Linked DNA regions of Homo sapiens: region 1 is linked to region 2. A link is an interaction called in ENCODE POLR2A ChIA-PET data of the cell type or tissue named here. Cell type or tissue: A673. All regions are shown on one strand. Links, peaks and the distances in the headings refer to the core of each region. The heading gives the core; the rest is flanking DNA.

Region 1 (5,379 bases), core at 191-5,190, 70 kb after region 2:
TTTTCCTGAACCATTTTGAAGAAAGTTACAGAGCACACATCATTTCTCCCTTCAATAGTTCCGCATACAAATCCTCTGTCACCCAGAACTTAGCAATCTGAATGCAGGGTATGGGAAGCTGCTGCACTGTGCTCCAAGGGTGTCTCTGCAGATTGTCCCAGTCTCTGAGAAGGTATTTAGGAGTCACCAACATGACCTGCTGATATGTAAGAGAAAAGAAAACATGCATTTATTGTGGATCATGCCCTGTGCTGGGAGTTTACCAATGGCCTCCTGTTTAAATCCTTTTTACAATTCTGCCCATATTACAGGAAGTTGAGGTTCAGAGAGGTTAAGTAACTTGCCCCAGTTGACACAGTGTCATTATTCACCAAGTCCCTTCTGACACCATCAAATTACCTGACATTTGCCTCTTCCCTTTATCTTCTCTGTGCGTGAATGCATGGAGGTGATTTGTTGGGCAGTGTGGACAGACGGGAAGCAATCTCAATGTCCTCCAGTGCAAGAATTGGCAGGCAAATGGGGATGTGTGTGAACGGTGTGACTATGAACATGGGTGATCGATTACGGACATGCAAGATGGAAAATTGCTTGTGGCATCCAGATAAGGGAAAACAAGTAGGACACCAGATTGTATACACTGTGATCAAAACCATGTGAAAAACACATGCATGAAGAGGACTGGGAAGAAATACACAAGAAGTGGTTGCATTAGGGTGAGAAGGAGTATTCATGTTTTTCTCATCCGTCTTTTTCAAACCTTTTGTAATGGGTGGTTTTATTAATTTTATAATGGAAAATGTTAATTTAAAAGCAAGTTATTTACAGTTTAGTAAGCTCATGGCAGGGAAAGGCTGTGCTCTGTTTATTGCTCTTACTTTTTCCCAACGCCTACTCCCATGCCTGGCAATTATAGAGATAATAAATGTGGGTGTGGAATGAGTGCCCACTGGGAAACCTCTCAGAGGACTTTGACCCAGGAACATATTTGCACAGGGTTTCCCTCAGCTGGAGAAGGTTTCTCTGGGAGAGCACCAGCCAGGTGTGTGTCATGGGATATATTTACAGGGTGGTGAGCTCTCCTGGTCCAACCTAAAAGGTCCCAGCAAGGTGTAGGGGCCCTTCTGGCCATTTGACATCACCAGGGCAGTTAGTGCTGATACAAACCACAGAGAATGAACAAACTCCAACTCAAACGGGAATGGATTTTATGTCATTCTGGGACTTTCAAACTTGATAATAGACCAAGCATGGTGGCTCACACATGTAATCCTAGCACTTTGGGAAGCCAAGGTGGGAGGATCGCTTGCGGCCAGGAGATTGAGACCAGCCTGGGAAAGGTAGCAAGACCCAGTCTCTACAAAAAAATTTTTTGTTCTGTTTTGTTTTTGAGACAGAGTCTCAACTCTGTCGTCTAGGCTGGAGTGCAGTGGTTTGATCTTGGCTCACTACAACCTCCACCTCCGGGTTCCAGTGATTCTCCTGCCTCAGCCTCCCGAGTAGCTGGGATTACAGGCACATGCCACCATGCCCGGCTAATTTTTCTATTTTTAGTAGAGATGGGGTTTCACCATGTTGGCCAGGCTGGTCTCAAACTCCTGACCTTAGGTGATCCGCCCACCTCGGCCTCCCAAAGTGCTGGGATTACAGGCGTGACCCACCGTGCCTGGCCAAAAAACTTTTTAGTAATTAAAAAGATCAAGCTTGATAATCACAATCATATGAGCAGTTATTAAGTGCCAGCCTAAGTGCATTTACAGACATTCCTTATTTAATTTTCACAACAGCCATTAGCATTAGCTATCGGCCGGGCACAGTGGCTCACACCTGTAATCCCAACACTTTGGGAGGCTGAGGCGGATGGATCGCCTGAGGTCAGGAGTTCGAGACCAGCCTGGCCAACATGGTGAAACCCCGTCTCTACTAAAAATACAAAATTAGCCGGATGTGGTGGTGCATGCCTGTGATCCCAGCTATTTGGGAGGCTGAGGCAGGAAAATCACTGGAACCTGGGAGGCAGAGGTTGCAGTGAGCCAATATCACGCCATTGCATTCCGGCCTGGGCAACAAGAGCAAAACTCCATCTCAAAAAAAAAAAAAAAAAAAAAAAAGAAAGAATTAGCTATCAGCTCCATTTTATAGATGAGGAAACTGAGGCACAGAGGAAGGAGGGATGGGTTTCAAGGCCGGTCTTGGTTTTGCCAAGAACTTGACTTTCAGCAAATCGTAAGCCTTCTGGGCTTTCATTTCCTTGTCTCTGAACGAAACAGCTGGCAGGAGTTGAATGCTTATCATGTGCCAGGCCCTGGCCGAACACTCTGAACATGTGCGCACAGAGTGTGTGTTAACCAGTGGGGGAGGGGGCACCAAGCAGGCCCATCTGGGTGGGAATATGAAGCCACCTTCCCAACAGGGCAGTCACATATGCCCAGTAGGAAAGAGCTGTATCTGTGCTGCAGAGAGGGTCATTTCAAATTAAAAAAAAAAAAATTGGCTGGGCGCGGTGGCTCACGCCTGTAATCCCAGCTCTTTGGGAGGCCGAGGCAGGCAGATCATGAGGTCAGGAGATCAAGACCATCCTGGCTAACACGGTGAAACCCCGTCTCTACTTAAAAAAATACAAAAAATTAGCCGGGCATGGTGGCGCGCGCCTGTAGTCCCAGCTACTTGGGAGGCTGAGGCAGGAGAATGGCGTGAACCCGGGAGGCGGAGCTTGCAGTGAGCCGAGATCCCGCCACTGCACTCCAGCCTGGGCGACAGAGCGAGACTCCGTCTCAAAAAAAAAGAAAAAAAAAAAAATGCTTAATGGATTGTTTGGTAACAAATGGATACCAACAAATACAAAATGGCCATTTCTTTTTCTTTCTTTAAAGAAACATTTGAATTGGAGGCTTAGGCTCATCTCAAGAGGTTGTGGACCCGACAGTTGGTGGTGATGGGTTTTGTTCATAAATGAGAATAATAGTTGTGAGTTTAATCCAACACATTGATTGAAGTGAATGAAAAAGAACACATAAGCTGTGTGAATATAGTGACTAATCATAGACTCTCGGGATTGAAATGTACCCTGGGGGGATCCAGGATGCAGCATCACCCGGGAGCTTATTATTAATGGAAACGAAGTATCTCTCACAGCACCCTAGACCTGCTGAAGCAGAATCTGCATTTTAGCAAGATCCCCGGGTGATTCCTCAGCACATTTGAGAAGCAGCGCTCTCATTTGTCCTGTCTCCTTTGAGGAAATCGGAAGACTAGAGAGGTTAAGTGAGGACACACAGGAAGTTCTAAAAAACTGTAACTCTGGTCTCTCAACACCAGGTCTTTGCACAGCACTTGCCCCATGGGAGAAACCCGGTTGGTTTTGTTTTTGCTTGTTTTGCATTCCCAAGACCAATTCTTGTGAGCCACTGGTCATAGCCCATCTCTCTTGTTTTCATGCAGCAGGGGCATCTTCAGTGGCCACGTCATCTCTCACTCTCTGCTGGGGAGCTTGTTAAAATGCAGTTGCCTGGGTCCAGCCCCAAATCCACTGGATCTGGGTGGGTGGGAACCAAGTGCCTGCACCTTAAAATACCCTCAGGTATTCCTAGGTGCCAGTGTTGTTACGGCCAGCTTGGGCCAGCTATGAACTGTTACAGTGGCTTTTTATTCTGAAATTAAACCTGCAGATACTTGGGCTAGTATCGACTAAAGCCCATTTTCATCTGAAGGAAGCCATCCAGCTACTAACATTATATTGTGTACTGAGTATTGACTGTGAATTTCTGTTTTTTTGAGACGGAGTCTCGCTGTCGCCCAGGCTGGAGTGCAGTGGCGCGATCTCAGCTCACTGCAACCTCTGGCTCCCAGGTTCAAGCAATTCTCTTGCCCTCAGCCTCCCAAGTAGCTGGGATTAGAGGCGCCTGCCACCACGCCTAGCTAATTTTTGTATTTTTAGTAGAGACAGAGTTTTGCCATATTGGCCAGGCTGGTCTCGAGCTCCCAACCTCAGGTGATCCTCCCGCCTCGGTCTCCCAAAGTGCTGGGATTATAGGCGTGAGCCACTGTGTCCAGCCACTGTGAATTTCTCATTAACAGAACGTTCTCTTTCAACCTCAGCTCCATGGAACTCAGCAGATCACATGTGGTTGAATGTAAATTCCAGGACATTTAAATGTATTATTTTCTATTTTTAAGAGAGAGGAGAGGCAGATTGGATGAACTTGGAAAATTAAATGGCCCCCAAAAAGTAACAATTAAGAATGTGTGTTTGGGGCTGGGCACGGTGGCTCATGCCTGCAATCACAGCACTTTGGGAGGCCTAGGCAGGAGGATCACTTGAGGTCAGGAGTTCGAGACCAGCCTGGCCAACATGGCAAAACCCCATCTCCACTAAAAATACAAAAATTAGCTGGACATGGTGGTGGGCACCTGTAATCCCAGGTACTTGGGAGGCTGAGGCAGGAGAATTGCTTGAACCCAGGAGGCAGAGGTTGCAGTGAGCTGAGATTGTGCTACTGCACTCCAGCCTGGGCAAGAGTGAGATTCCATCTCAAAAAAAAAAAAAAAAAAAGAATGTGTGTTTGGCCTGTATAGTCTTAGCTACTCAGGAGGCTAAAGCAAGAGGATTCCTTGAGTCCAGGAGTTCAAGGCCAGCATGGACAACATAGCAAGAACTTGTTTCTAAAAAAAGAAAAAAAAAGTGTGTGTTTGAAATTTGAGGCTCTGTGGCTAGAATTTTCACTTAAGAGGAAATATATATCTGCATTTAAAATTCTTTAATTTATAAACATTCTTGTGTATTCTTAGGCCAGTGCCCCACAAAAGTATGGGCCATGCACCAGTGCTGTTCTGCACAATGTTAACCAAGCAAGAGGAGGAGCTAAACATAGAAAATGGGATTGGTGTTTAGAAACTTCTGTAGTTTGACATTGGCAGGATGACATCCAAATGGGCGATTGGTGGCTTCATCTCGAACAGCGTGTGGGCCAGGGTGAGCACTGTTGACCCCACGTGGCAGGACTCAGGACTAAACTGCTTGTTGATGTTAGATCTGAGAGGGATTAAGGATTAAGATGAATCAAACTGACCTTTCACCACAGAGTTTGAGAAGCACTGGGGATGTTAAAGGTGGGGAAAGTTTGCAGCGGGAGGTGTGCTTTTTAAGCTTAGGAAGTGGAAAGCAGGAGAAGAGTTGGACAGGCAGAAGTCTTCTCGCTCCCACTTCACCCTCGAGATCCCAACAGGCCAGTTCAGGCAGAAAGGGGTTGGCTCCTAGGCTAGCCGGCTACTCCACGTTGAGCCTTCTGCCTTGTCCCATATGTTCCTTTTTCCTGTTTTTTTAGAGACAGGTTCTCACTCTGTTGCCCAGGCTGGAGTGCAGTGTCTGTTCACAGGCAT
Region 2 (5,379 bases), core at 139-5,138:
ATATTCATGAGTAAGTTAACCCTTCCGACTGAGCGACGTGCAGTAATTTGAAGGAACGCATTACTGGTGCACACTCTTCTACCTGTCCGGAGGGCCTCTCTGCCCCTTCCTCCCACATGCTCTAAGCTTGGAGGAGGAGTTGCTAAGTGTTAATTGGGTCCTGTTTGGCAGCGGATGGGGTCACTGTGTTGAACATACCTCATGCCCGATGCTCCCTAGGCTGCCCCGCCCTGTTCGCCCTGTTTGCCCTGTTGGCCCTGTTGTTCCAGCAGCTCCCAGGCTGCCTTGGGGCAAGCCTGGCCTTGCCTCACCTGCCTTCACACTGGGAACTGCTGATCAGCTGCAAGTTCCCTTACCATGGGGCTGGCCAGATTCCCAGGCTTAGCCCAGGCTCGGTGCTCCAATCCAGCTTCTATCCTATCCCGGTGTCCGGAGGGGAGGCCGTGTTAGACATGGCCAGGCCTGCAAGCTCAGACTGCCCACGGCCTCCTGACCCAGAAGAAAAATGAAAATGCATATACTCATTGTCGCAGCGCGACTGCAACAGGCAATACCCAGTCATCACTTTATAGTAAAAGACACTACAAGCCCGGCGTGGTGGCTCACACCTGTAAACTCAGCACTATGGGAGGCCAAGGTGGGAGGACAGCTTGAGGCCAGGAGTTCAAGACCAGCCTGGGCAACATAGCAAGACCCCATTTCTACAAAAAAATACAATAATTAACCAGCCATGGTGGCACATTCCTGTAGTCCCAGCTGCTTGGGAGGTTGAGGTGGGACGATCGCTTGAGCTCCCGTGGTCGAGGCTGTAGTGAGCTGTGATTGCACCTTTGCCCTTCAGCTTAGGCGACAGAGCAAGACCCTGTCTCAAACAACCACAATAACAACAAAAACGCAAAGAACAGATTTTAAACTGCCTAGGTTCAAATCCAGGTTCCATGTTTGCTAGTTAGCTGTGTGATCTTTTTTCTTTTCAACTTTTTTTAATTTTTAATTTTTGAGACAGGACCTCCTTTATGTTGTCCGGGAAGGAGCACGGTAGCTATGCATAGATGCAGTCATAGCACACTACAACCTCAATCTCCTGGCCTCAAGTGATCCTCCCAGCTCAGCCTCTTGAGTAGCTGGGACTACAGAACACAGCTCTGACAAGTCATGTAACTACTCTGTGTTTCCATTTTCTCCTCTGTTAGATACTATTATACTAAAACACTATTATGAAAGTATCTGCCTTCCAGAGCTCTTATGAGTATGTCCTAAAGCATACTTAGAACTGTGCCTGGCACATAACTATGTAAGTTAGTTGTTATCAAAGAGTCTCAGAAAACCCCTTCCCAGGCAGAGTTCCACCCCATGGACTGGCAGGCTGCCCTAGCACTTCTACCGAGAACCAGGAAACTGGAGAAACTGCCTGTGTGTGTGTGTGTGTGTGTGTGTGTGTGTGTGTGACAAGGTCTTGCTCTGTGGCCCAGGCTGCAGGCTGGCATGCAGTAGTGTGGTGCAATCTAGGCTCACTGCAACCTCCGCTGCGCCCCAGACTCAGGTGAGCCTCCTGCCTCAGCCTCCTGAGTAACTGCGACAATAGGCCCTCCACCACCACACCTGGCAAATTTTTCTATTTTTAGTAGAGAAGGGATTTCTCCATGTTGCCCAGACTGGTCTCAAACTCCATCTGCCTGCCTCAGCCTCCCAAAGTGCTGGGATTACAGGCGTGAGCCACCGCATCCGGCCTGAAGAAACCACTTTCTAACACGCCAGTCTCCCGGCCTCCTGTGCACTAAGTGCAGTCAAATGGAACCAAAATGAGATGGAAGTGTCAGGAGGGGGCACATTTTGTGCTGGTTCTCAAATCCAGGCCTCTCTGGTGTGAGGCATTTGCTCAGCTAATAATGAAATGAATTGTGCTTTGATCCTCATCTGACTGCTGATCCACGTACATGGGCTCCTGTGGGAACCTTTCTGGAGATTGGCAAGGGCAGCCTTCCAAGGTTGCCTGGCTCAGGGCAAAAGCCTCAACACAGCAGTGGTCCCTTCAAAACCCCACCTCCACCCCACACAGGGCCAACATGAAAAGAGGCTCATCATATAATAAGAAAAAGAAAAAAACAAGAACAACAACAAAAAACCAGAAAGATGCTCCTCATGTGTTGTTACATGAAAAAGCAAAAGGTAGAACAATGTGTCTAATATAATTAGTGTTTAAAACATACATGAAAATGCATTTTTGGTCTAGAAGGATGTGTGCTACATACAGTCAGCCATCCCTCAGAATCCTCGGGGAATTGATTCAGGACCTCCATGGATACCAAAATCCTCATCCTCAGATATTCAAGTCCCTTATTTGCATATAACCTATGCACAACCTACCGTATACTTTGAATCATCTCTAGATTACTTATATCTCATACAATGTAAATGCTATGTAAATAGTTGTTTTACTGTATTTTTACATTTTAAAAATTATATTATTTTTCTTTTTTTCTGAAGTACATATGTATTGTTACAGTTATATATAATATATATATATAACTATATATATGTTTATATAGGTTTTTTTTTTTGAGACAGGGTCTCATTCTATCACCCAGGCTGGAGTGCAGTGGCACAGTCACAGTTCACCGCAGCCTCAACCTCCCAGACTCAAGTGATCCTCCCACCTCAGCCTCCCAAGTAGATGGGACTACAGGCACACATACCACGCCCGGCTAATTTTTTGTATTTTTTGTGAAGATGGGTTCCCATTACACTGCCCAGGTTGGTCTCAAACTCCTGGTGTCAAGCGATCCGCCGCTTTTGCCTTGAAAAGTGCTCTTATCTGAATACTTTTGACCCACCGTTGGCTGAAGCCATGGATACAGAATCTGTGGATTTGGAAGATAGACTCTAGTTCATAGTGGTTAGTTACTTTGGGGCTGGTTTTCCCAGGGAAAAAAGTATTTCCTCCTTGCTGTACACCCATCAGTATTGTGTGAAGTTTCCATAGAAAGCACATGCAACTTTATTTTTAAAAATAAAGTTTTTGGCCAGGTGCGGTGGCTCACGCCTGTAATCCTCCCCTTGGGAGGCCGAGGGAGATCACGAAGTCAGAAGTTCAAGACCAGCCAAGGCCAACATGGTGAAACATGGTATTTTCAGTCTCTACTAAAAATACCAAAAATTAGCTGGGTGTGGTGGTGTATCCCTGTAATACCAGCTACTTGGGGAGGCTGAGACAGGAGAATCACGTGAGCCTGGGAGGCAGAGGTTGCAGTGAGCTGAGATAGTGCCATTGCACTCCAGCCCTGGAGACAGTGTGAGATTCTGTCTCAAAATAAATAAATAAACAAACAAACAAATAAATAAATAAAGTTTTTTTCCGGCCAGGTGCAGTGGCTTACGCCTGTAATCCCAGCACTTTGGGAGGCTGAGGCGGGCAGATCACTTGAGGTCAGGAGTTCGAGACCAGCCTGGCCAACATGGCGAAACCCTGTCTCTACTACAAATACAAAAATTAGCCAGGTGTGGTGGCACACACTTGTAGTCCCAGCTACATGGGTGGCTGGGGCACAAGATTCACTTGAATCTGGGAGGCAGAGGTTGATGTGAGCAGAGATTGCACCATTGCACTCCAGCCTGGGTGACAGAGCAAGACTCTATTTCAAAAACAAACAAACAAAACGTTTTTTTCTACAAACATCAAATCACAGAAAACTATTTACAACATATATTGCAGACAAGGTGTTAAAGTGATGTCTGTGTTTATGAGTAGAAAAAATAGTTGGCTGGGCACAGTGGCTCACGCCTGTAATCCCAGCTCTTTGGGAGGCTGAGGCAGGTGGATCATGAGGTCAGGAGGTCGAGACCATCCTGGCTAACACAGTGAAACCCCATCTCTACTAAAAATACAAAAAATTAGCCGGGCGTGGTGGCGGGCGCCTATAGTCCCAGCAACTGGGGAGGCTGAGGCAGGAGAATGGCATGAACCCGGGAGGCGGAGCTTGCAGTGAGCTGAGATCGTGCCACTACATTCCAGCCCGGGCGACAGAGAGAGACTCCGTCTCAAGAAAAAAAAAAAAAAAAGAGAGAAAAAGAAAAAAATATTCGAAGACAATGGAATAAAACAACAGTGGTTGTTATCCCCATATTTTAATTTTGTTTTTTATCCTTTCCTGTATTTTTCAAACATTAGAAATAAAAATAGATTACACTTTTCTAGTCAGAAAAAATAACTTTTTTTTTTTTTTTTTTGAGACAGGATCTCACTCTGTCATCCAGGCTAGGGTGCAGTGGCAAGATCGTGGTTCACTGCAGCCTCACCCTCCTGGGCTCAAGTGACCCTCCTGCCTCAGCCTCCTGAGTAACTGAGACTACAGGCGCATGCCACCATGTCCAATTAATTGATATTTTGTGGAGACGGGATCTACCTATGTTGCCCAGGCTGGTTTCCAATTCCTGGGCTTGAGTAATCCTTCCACCTCAGCCTCCCAAAGATTATAGGCGTGAGCCACTGCACCTGGCCAATTTTTTTAATTAAAGGAAAATATAACAATAAAAACAGATAATTAAGGATACGTGAAAGGAAACCAGAAAGCTTGAAAGGTTTGAAAGGATAAACGAGAAAATGAAACCATTTAGTAAGGAAAAATAATTCGGAACAATACAAATCAGAACGGTAAGATATACTAAAATAGGCCAGGTGTGGTGGCTCGTGCCTGTAATCCCAGCACTTTGGGAGGCTGAGGCGGACAGGTCATCTGAGGTCGGGAGTTCAAGACCAGCCTGACCAACATGGAGAAACCCCGTCTCTACTGAAAATACAAAATTAGCCAGGCATGGTGGCACATGCCTGTAATCCCAGCTACTCGGAAGGATGAGGCAGGAGAATAGCTTGCACTCGGGAGGCAGAGGTTGCGGTGAGCCGAGATTGTGCCATTGCACTCCAGCCTGGGCAACAAGAGCGAAACTCCATCTCAAAAAAAAAAAAAAAAGAGAGATACTAAAATAATCTAAAAGAATCAGCTAAGATATTAAGAGTAATAGTCAGGCACGGTGGCTCATGCCTGTAATCCCAGCATGTTGGGAAGGCCAAGGCGGGAGGATTGCTTGAGCCCAGGAGAGTTTGAGACCAGCATGGGCAATATGGAAAAACCCTGTCTCTACAAAAAATACAAGAATTAGCCAGGCATGGTGGCATGTGCCTGTAGTCCCAGCTACTCAGGAGGCTGACATGGAAGGATCACTTGAGCCCAGGAGGTCAAGGCTGCAATGAGCTATGATCCCGTGCCACTGCACTCCAGCCTGGGCAACAGAGTGAGACCCTGTCTCAATAATAAAGAAAAAAAAAAGAAACCACTAGAAAGCATTCAAGTGGGGAGCCTTACCCAGGCCTTGCAGACAGGA

What was found. ChIA-PET counts read pairs that join two places held together with the same protein. Peaks named below come from ENCODE experiments on the same cell type or tissue, not always from the same donor. Only the 100,000 strongest peaks of a DNase experiment are listed, where the experiment ranks them.
Region 1: POLR2A ChIA-PET joins it to region 2 with 14 read pairs; 6 of 35 experiments call an interaction of 5 or more read pairs at or near these places.

What each region holds. Positions count from the first base shown.
Region 1 is chr15:90,028,243-90,033,621 of GRCh38, forward strand. All of the region lies in intron 1 of ZNF710 (zinc finger protein 710), which reads left to right. Among named protein-coding and RNA genes, the nearest start is that of MIR3174, 24 kb to the left of the region's middle. In A673, for the core only: no CTCF peak of the experiment used is centred there; a DNase peak (open chromatin) is centred at 3,219; H3K27ac peaks cover 1,567 bases.
Region 2 is chr15:89,957,977-89,963,355 of GRCh38, forward strand. No RefSeq gene overlaps it. Among named protein-coding and RNA genes, the nearest start is that of ZNF710, 41 kb to the right of the region's middle. In A673, for the core only: no CTCF peak of the experiment used is centred there; no DNase peak of the experiment used is centred there.